Regions from separate parts of the Mus musculus genome. Here region 2 is linked to region 1. The links are chromatin contacts, found by POLR2A ChIA-PET in ENCODE. All regions are on one chromosome and are shown on one strand. The core of a region is the stretch at or near the end of the contact, and the rest is flanking DNA. Distances in the headings are between cores, read along the strand shown.

Region 1 (4,336 bases), core at 1,119-3,618:
AACCACATAGTGGTTCACAAAGATTTGTAATGAGATCTGATTCCCTTTTCTGGTGTGCATCAAGACAAAGCACTCATATAAAATAAATAAACAATTTTTAAAATAAAAGGAAAGAATATGTTTTAATAGTTATAACTGGGGCTGGTGAGATGGCTCAGTGGGTAAGAGCACCCGACTGCTCTTCCGAAGGTCTGGAGTTCAAACCCCAGCAACCACATGGTGGCTCACAACCATCCTTAAGGAGATCTGACTCCCTCTTCTGGAGTGTCTGAAGACAGCTACAGTGTACTTACATATAATAAATAAATAAATCTTTAAAAAAAAAAAGAAAGGAAAAAAAAAAGTTATAACTGGCTGGGCATGGTGGCACACACCTTTAATCCCAGCATTCAGGAGGCAGAGTCAGGCGAATTTCTGAGTTCAAGGTCAGCTTGGTCTATAGAGTGAGCTCCAGGACAGCCAGGGCTACACACACAAACCCTGCCTCGGAAAAAAAAAAAAAAAAAGTTATAACTGAGGCTCTGGCTTCCAATTTCTCACTATAGAAGGTCTTTCCATGACCACAGTCCATTAGCACTCATGGGACTGCCAGGTTGAGTGGCTTACAACTATTGTTAACTCCACCTATATCCTTCGATGCCCGCTTCTAGCTTTCCCAGGGACCAGTCTTTCATGTGGTACATATATATACACAGATAAATCTTCAAAATATATATAAATAAAGGAGGTGGGCTGGCAAGATGGCTCAATGGGTAAAGTGTTTGCCACACAAATCTGACAACCTTTGTTCCATCTCCAGGACCCATGTAAAAGTGGAGAGAATGGGTTTTATAAAATTGTGCTCTTTCACACAAGCACTTTGGCACACACAGCCTTCCACACACTATAGACACAATAATAAAAATTTTAACAAAGGAATGATAGCTGATGACAAAGGACACGATTTCTTTTTGGCTCCTTCCCCCCTTTTATTTTTTCTGTTTTTGTTGTTTTTTGAACAGGGTTTCTTTGTATAGCAATCCCCCCTTTTGTTTTTATTTATTTATTTATTTTGATACAGGGTTTCTCTATGTAGTCTGTGAGTCTGAAACTCACTGTGTAGACCAGGCTGACCTCTACTCAGAGATCCACATGCCTCCCTAGTGCTGGAATTACCATGCCTAGTCTGTACTTGATTTTTCTAAAATTTTTTTGGTTTTTCAAGACAGGGTTTCTCTGTGTAGCCCTGGCTGTCCTGGAGCTCACTCTGTAGACCAGGCTGGCCTCGAACTCAGAAATCCTCCTGCCTCTGCCTCCCAAGTGCTGGGATTAAAGACATGGGTCACCACAGCCCGGCCTGATTTTTCTAAATCTTTAAGAGTGCTTTCCACCCTGGCCTCCAGTTACCTGGACTGGTAGACCGACCATACAGGAGCTGGAGTTGGGACTAGTAAGGACAGAGAACTGATATTCTGGAGGGTAAAAGGAATCTGTGTGGCTCAGTGATGGCTATAGCCAGGCTACCAAGAAGTAAATGCCTTTTCCTGCAAACGCTCTGGTGTTTGCTTTTCAGGGTACACAGGGCCTGCAAATGGGAATGTCCATTTCTCAGAATGGAGACATAACTCAAAGAAAATGGGTAGCTTCGGCAAAAATTAGCAAAGATGGCCACTTTTTGGCTCAGGTTTTGTTTGGTTTGGTCTGGTCTGTTTGAGACAGGGTCTCTTGTAGCCAAGCCTTGCCTGAAACTCCACGATTACCTTGAACGCCGGATCCTCCATTCTTTCTCCACCTTTCACATGTTCGGATTATGGACTCAAATTCTTGCTTTTAAGTGGCTCTGCTTTCTCAAATACGAGGACATATAGCCTAAAGTTAGGTCGAGGGTTTTGGTTTTGGTATCAAGGGAAGATGCTCCCCGTGCTGGAAACAGGTCTTTACAGCTTTAGAGAACAGGCTCAGTGGTGAGAGGCGAGAGGCCGCGAAGGCTCCGAAGGGCGTCAGGAGGTTGTCACCACTTCCTGTCTCGAGGTGGCTCTGCGCTCCGCACTGCAGCTACCGTCCTGTACCTTGAAAGTACGCGCAGCTGGGATTAACCTTCTAGTGACTTTAATTCCATCTTGTTCCTTATCTTAGTTACACAACCTGCGTTTCAAACTTCAGTATACAGAAAACAGAAATGACTCGAGGAGGTCCTTAGCCCCGCAGGACCTTTGGGAAAGTGGAATGTGGAAGCGCGCGTGGCGTCCCCCCAAGCTCTCCAGGGCAGCAGGAGCAGCCCAGGCCCTGACGACTGCCAAAGGGAGCCTGTTGCTAGGGGCGTTGCGAAGGAGGGGCCACAAGGAGGGGCTCCCTTCCGGGAGGAGGGCAATTAATAACCCGGAAGCGATCGCCAGTGCGGCGCTGTTTAAAGATGGCGGCGGAGGAACCTCAGCAGCAGAAGCAGGAGCCACTGGGTAGCGACTCCGAAGGTACGAACGGAGGGAAGGATGTCCTTCCCGGGCTAGCGGGGGCAATCCACGGCCCGCCGTTCCCGAGGAACTCGGGGAGTCAGGGCCCTGGGGAGTAGGCGCAGCGTGCGACCGAGCCCTTCCCCGCGTCTCCTCCCCTCCCCCTCACAATGGAAGCAGGGCCGCGGCGACCCCCGGCCGGGCGGGGCGGCCGGGGCCGGGGCTCGGCCTCTCGCGCACGCCTGGGGCGGGGCCTGGGCCGCCCCGCCTCCGCCGGTCCCGTGGCCTCGGCCGGCTCCCACAGTCAGCCCGCCGGAGACCTAGCAGTCAAGCCGAGGCCTAGGCCGGGGCCGAGCTGCTGAAAGGCGTTGAGGAACGCCGGGCTTCCAAGGACGAAGTCCCTGCTGGGCCGTTCGGGATGCCATTGGCGGCTCTTTGCCTTAGAGCTTGTGCTGGCCTTACAGCACCTTTGAGCGGATCCAGGCATTGTTTTCCTAGATTCTTGGTCTTTAAAAAAAGACAGAAACCAGTCACACCTTCTCCCTGTCTCCCGAGAACTTGAGCTCTAGGGGTTGAGTAAGTCTGTTGAGTGGGAGGGACAGTCCTGTTGTAGGACATGGTGGGAAGCTCAGCTGAGAACCTAGGATAACCAGGCCCCAAAGGATTGGCTTTAAAAAGCCAGTCATACTCGCACACCCTACTCTAACTCCACACTATATTCTAGAGGTTGAGGACTAGGAAACCCAGATACGCAGAAAGAAATTGTTCTCCATCACATCTAAGAAGGATCCAAGACTAGAAACTCCTACAATAGCTGCTTAGAGTCCTCAGAACGAACGTCCCGAATCCGTGGATGACTCTAGAGAGTGCTTAGGTAGTAGTTGCTGCTGGCAGGATCCCAGCATATTTTGATGATGGGAGCAAGGTGATGGCATTAATCCATTCTAGAGGTGAGGGGAGAGGACTTTGGCAAGTGACATGTCCAAGAGCTCAGACTGGAATTTTACAAATGTGGACTTGACCTTGGACAAGATGGAGTTACCTCTGGTTTTTGTTTTTTGTTTTTTAATTTGGAAAATGAACAATACAGGGGACCACAGAAGGACAAAGGGCGTGTCTCAGTAAAGTGCATGCTTACAGGATGCACTCATTCTTCCTAGGGCTCCACCCCTTCATCCTGCTTTCTCCCAGAGCTCCCTTCCCCAGAGCATTCCCTAGATGCTACACAGTGCTTTTAGAAGGCAGGGAGGAAGGAATATCGGGGCTGCAAGAGAGCTTTGGGGGTGATCTTTACTTGTCATTTTACTTATTTATTTATATTTATATTTACTTATTTCTTGAGGTTGCTAGGGCTTCACACCTGCAGGACAAATATATCTTTACCACTGGGTCTCAAGCCCAGCCCTATTTTTTTTTTCTTCCAAGATAAAGGCTTGCTATATTTCCAGAGCTGATCTCTAACTCCTAGGCTTCTTAATCCTGCTCTGGTCTGTAATTGCTCCCTTGTTTACTTTTATTTTTTTAGAGATTAGCTATATAGACTTGTGGTCTTCCTGCCTCAGCCTCCCAAATGACACCACACTTAGCTACTTTCTCCAAAAGATGAGGAAATGAGAACTCAAAGAAGGAAGAACTTTGCTAAGAATACACAGTGGGGTGTAAGGCATAGGGTTCCAGATTCCAGACCTGTTCTGCCAAAGCTGCCTGCCATAGAGATAGCCAGACCCCATAGGAACCCTTGGTTGGCACTTCTTTTTTCTCCTTTTTCTAGGTGTTAACTGTTTGGCCTATGATGAAGCCATTATGGCTCAGCAGGACCGAATTCAGCAAGAGGTGAGGTGCCGAAGAAAGTTGGGGAGGGAGTAGCTGAGGGCTTTGTGGTGGGGATGCATAGTCAGGGCCTGAGA
Region 2 (4,821 bases), core at 1,584-4,083, 210 kb before region 1:
CCACCGGCCCCCAGCCCCAGATGGGCGTCCCAGCTGTTGCTGATCACTTCCTTCTCCCTGGGACTCCAGTGCAGGGAGTAGGGGTGTTTCTGGCGAATGTGCCTCTTGATGGTGCTGAGCTTGAGGGTGGCCAGGGAGCTGCCACACACCATACACACCATGCCATGCCGGGAGGGGATGAAGTCCATCAGGTACTCCAGCCGCCAGTGGTCGTGGTAATAGCGCCGGTGGTCCCTGCCGGGGATGCGACTCTTTCCAGGCCTCGAGGCCCGAGCCTCACAATGATCTGAGTATTTCCTGCCTGAAGATGCTGGTCCCCTGGCCCTGGAGGAGGGTAGGGGGGTACTCCCCCAGGACCCTAAGGCACCCCCTTCCAGCTGAAGAGCTTGTCCTGAAGAAGGGAAAAGGGAGACAGGCTCTCAATTTCCTATTTCCAGAGAAAGGACCTAGGGCTTTGATTTGGAAGCATGAAAAGGGGGCAGGGGAGGTTAGGGCAAGAGAGGGGTGGCAAGAGCAATGAAAGGGAAGTGGGTGATGAGGGGGTTGGAACACCCACACAGAGAGCAGGGACCCAGCTGGAGAACAAAGAGATGTGGGCACTGGGCTAGCTTGCTGAAGACTTTAAAACCAAGGTGAAGGCCACGGAGTTTAAGGAGGGATAAAGCCAGAAGCTCAGCAGGCTGGGCAGTTACAGCCAGAATACAGCAAGCAGTAGGGAGAGGGGAACAATAGGGGGTATTTGTCTGCACCCAGATCTGTGCACAACACCCACCCACCTGAGGCCCCTCCAGGAGGGCACCCACCAAAGGTTATCTCCCTTTCCCAATATGCCATCCTGTAAATAGCAGTTTAAGGATGAGGTAGGAACTGTCAGGTCTTCCACTGGAGGGACACCTAAGATACAGCTGTCAACACCTCCAGGGAAAGGAGTTTCTCGGACCTGGACTTCCCCAGAGTCTGGGAGGCACAATGACCCGAAAAGAGGAGGTCGGAGGGCCAGCAGAGTGACTACCGACTGCTCTTCAGACTGGGGAGCAGCCACCACCCATCACACCCATTAAGTCGTTCTAGTTTATCTCATTTGTGCTAGCAGGGATGTGGTTGCTGCCAGCCCTCCCAACAGTGTGCACTTCTGGGGCCTCTCCAACCATTAGTGTTCTTTCACTTTGTCAAAGACACCCAGAGCCCTCCTTGCAGTGCTGGCTGACCATTTTTTATTTAGAAAACTGTCTCCTGGCCACAAAGACGAAACAAGCAGACTCTGGCATTCTCTCAGTACAGAATCCCAGAGTCAGACAAACAAATGACAGGATCAGAGAGGGCTCTTGTCCTCGTGTGGAGTTGTTTGGTTTTTTGGTTTTTTGGGTGTTTTTTGTTTGGTTGGTTGGTTGGTTTGGGGGTGGTTTTTTTGTCTGTTTTGGTTTGAAGGTTTTGTTTGTTTGTCTTCCATTACTTTTTTTTAAGGTAGAGGTATAGAAAAAACATTAGATTCAAGATCTGGCTTCACTGGTGCCTTGCCCAGTGACCTTTGGTAGGTCAGTCACATCCGCTCTCTGGGCCTATACGCCTTTGTCTGCAAATGCACTGACTGAATAGCTAGCATCCTACTAAGCATCTTTCCAGTGCAGGACCACTGTTAAATCTAAGGCAGACTGGCCCTTTAAGAGCAGAAAGAAGAAAAAAATAAAAGAAAGAAAGAAAGAAAAAGGAGGAGCTGAGATTTTTTTCAAAAAAATAAAAAGGGGGGGTGGGGGGCGGGGGCTTATAGGGAGAGGAGCTCAAAGAGTAGAGAGCACTCTCCCTAGTACGGATGGAACCTCCGCTGATCTAAAGGCAATGAACCTTACAGAAGGGAGACAAAAAAAAGCAGTTGGTTTTAAGGGCCAACTAGGGCCGGCAGGTCTTGGTACAGCTGACAAACTGGGGCCAAAATCGATTCTGAAACGCGACAACGCACGGGTGGGGCATCCACCTTCGTGTGCGAACCCATCCCTCACTAAGACCTTCCCGACGTGGGGTATGACAGACGGGGGCCCCCAGGACGCAGGCTGCGCTTTGTTTCTCGTAGCGTAACCGTGAAGGGAAGAGTTCACGTCTCCAGCAAGGCCACGCAGAAAGGGATGGCATAACCGAGAACAGCGGAATCCCGAGCTATGCTACTCTGGGGAAAGCCTCAGAAAGGGACAGAGGGACTGGGAAGCCTTTAAAAGACAGACCACCTGGGAGTGTGAAAGAGAAAGGGCGGGAGCCGCAAGTTCCAGCACCTCGACTCCCACGTCGCTGCCCCCCCCCCCAAAAAACGAGCAACGCGGGGCCCTTTAAGGAGCAGGGATCCGCCCCAGCCCGGCGGGCAGACCCCGCCACGGGCAGGGAGCGCCCCGCGGGCCTTGTAGCTGCTCTCTGCGCCCACCAGGTGGCGCCCCGAGCCGCCCTGCGCTCGTCCCCCGCTTTGTTCGGCGGCCGAGAGGGGCCCGGAGCCGCAGCCCTCCCCTCCCCCACGCCGGGGCCCCCCACCCCCGGTCGTCGGCCCCAGATCTTACCGCCGTCGTCCTCCTCGGGCTCCGTGCCGCCGCTCGCTGCGGTGGGCGGCAGCCGTCGGCCCCGTGCCGAGGTCACTGCGGGCCCGGGGCCGCCCCTGCCGCCGCCGCTCCGGCTCCGGTGGTCCCCGCCGGGCTCCATGCGCTGCGCTGCGGAGCGGGGGCCCCGGGGCGGCGGGGCGCGGGGCCGCGGAGCCAGCGGCGGCGCACGCGGGGCGCTCGGTGCGCGGGGCCCCCGGGCGCGGGGCGCATTCACGGGCGGCCGGCCGCACGGACGGCTGACTGCTCGCTCGGCAGCGCGGGCTGGACCGGGGTGGGGATTCCTGTCTGGGGCCCCTGGGGCTCCTTTAAGGGCTCCTGGGTAAATTTAAAGGGGCCGCGCGCAATTTCCTCCTGCCAGCTCGCGGGGGGCTGGTGCGGGGAAAGCGGGAGGTGGCAAGTCCGCAACGGGCGCTTGTTACGGACGCGGGGAGCACGGTCCTCAGCGCCCTCGTGGGTCCGCCCTGCCGCGTCCGCAGCTGCAGCTCCGGCTGGTAAAGAGTCGCCGAGGTGACCAGGGGCGCCCGTGTCCAGTCCGCTGCGACGCGCTTCAGCCACCGCCCCCTCGGGGCATCTCCGAGCGCGGCTCTCCGCAGCCCGCTAGCAGGGGACCGCCCGGTGCGGCGGCACCGTTCCCCTCTCCGGGGTGCCTCGTCCTCCCGCAGGAGCTGGGCGCGGGCCCCAAGCAGACGCGCCTGGCAGGGGCCCCAGATGGCCGCGGCCCCGCGGAGAGGGTGGAGCCGTGGGGGCTGCCGCGCCCCCTCCCGCGGGAGCCTGGGGCTAGCGCTGGCAGCTCTGGCTTCTACCGGGGAGGGGCGGCGGGGCGAGGTTTCCCTGGAGCCGGCCAGAGTGAGGGCGGCGGCCGCGAAAGCGCAAGCCGGGAAGAGGGGCGCGCAGAGGAGTGTAAGAGAGCTAGCACGCTGCGCCTGGCCAGCCGGCGTTCCGAAACAGAGGTGGCCCTGGGCTGGAAGCCGGAAAGAGAGGGAGACTGCGGCGGTGATTCAGGCTCCTGCCCCCGCAGGCCTATAGGTACCGGGTGAGGCACTCCGCTCAGCCCCGGGCTCCTGCACAGGACGAAGGTGCAAAGAAGGGACTGGGATCCTGGTGATGGGCAGCTGGAGATTCGCATCCCTAGGCTGGAAAACCCTGGGGCGAATTCTGGCTTCGGCCGAGGGACACCTTCAGGTCTCAGGCTCCCGGTAAGCCTGGAGAAGGAACCTCGAAAGGTTGTAGGGTCGAGGCAACCTGGGGTCCTGCCAGGGCCAGCTGGAGAAACAGGTCCTCCCTTAGCCTTTGGTTAGTCGTCCACAACAAAGCAGAGGCCTGGAGATCCAAATTACAGGATGCCAGAGACCATGAGGGTCTAGAAGTGGGTTTTATTCCCTCCCTGTCGGGGAGGCACACCACAGTCAAAGAAGGCACCATTCATGGAGTCATTCTCACACTTAACACCTACTATGTGCTACAAGAGCTGACACTCTGGACATGCAGCAGTGAACAAGATTGCTACTAATGCGGGTAACTTAGACATCCTCAGTTTATAAAAAGGAAACAGTTTCAGCCCCTTGGGAGTAAGGAAACTATTAAATTACCCGACCCACAGGAAACCATTCTCCGAAGTGTATATGCCAAGAGGACAAGAGTCACTGGTGGAAATCACACACACACACATACACACACTCACACGTAGTCTCCGGAATGACTTGGGAGAGATTTCACCTTGGGGAAATATAAGTCCCTTTCCATAGCACTGCTCTCCCACGGTTGGCTGCCCTTCAGTTCACCTCTTGGACTGAGCAGAGCCACATGCTCATGGGACGGATGAATGCCGGATGCACCACGAAGTGGAAGGTTGCTAGGCCCAGGAACACAAAGAAAAGGACAAGGAAATGGCCTTTACATCTTACCATGTAAAACCTAAAAAGATGCTAGGGGTCATGGAGCGCGCCTCTCACCCCTGCACTGGCAGGCAGGTAGGTCTTTATAGGCAAGGGGGAAAAAAAAGGAAGGAAGGAAGGGCTGGATGTGGTGGCAGGAAGCTCTGACTCCAGCACTCTGGAAACTGAGGCAGGATGATTAGTGTTAGCACTAGATTCTATCCAAGAACCTATTCTAAGGGAATAAAATAGTCCAAAGCAACTAGTGACCTAAGTGAAAGAAGTCTGTCTTCCTAAGGCCTCGTGCTTTATCTAGTTTAGTTTCCAGGTATAAGAACCAGCCCTGCAAAACACTTTGGGATCTGTCC

What was found. ChIA-PET counts read pairs that join two places held with the same protein, here RNA polymerase II (POLR2A).
Region 2: POLR2A ChIA-PET joins it to region 1 with 22 read pairs in Patski. The contact joins the promoter of 2700081O15Rik here to the promoter of Otub1 in region 1. POLR2A ChIA-PET finds 5 or more read pairs at or near these places in 4 of 5 experiments (Patski and embryonic stem cell).

Annotation. Positions count from the first base shown.
Region 1 is chr19:7,204,316-7,208,651 of GRCm38, reverse strand. Otub1 (OTU domain, ubiquitin aldehyde binding 1) reads left to right here and starts at 2,368. Exons shown (of 7, transcript NM_134150.2): 1 at 2,368-2,450; 2 at 4,201-4,262. The coding sequence starts at 2,393.
Region 2 is chr19:7,415,637-7,420,457 of GRCm38, reverse strand. It overlaps 2700081O15Rik (RIKEN cDNA 2700081O15 gene), which reads right to left and starts at 2,833. Exons shown (of 5, transcript NM_175381.6): 1 at 2,541-2,833; 2 at 1-391. The coding sequence starts at 2,679.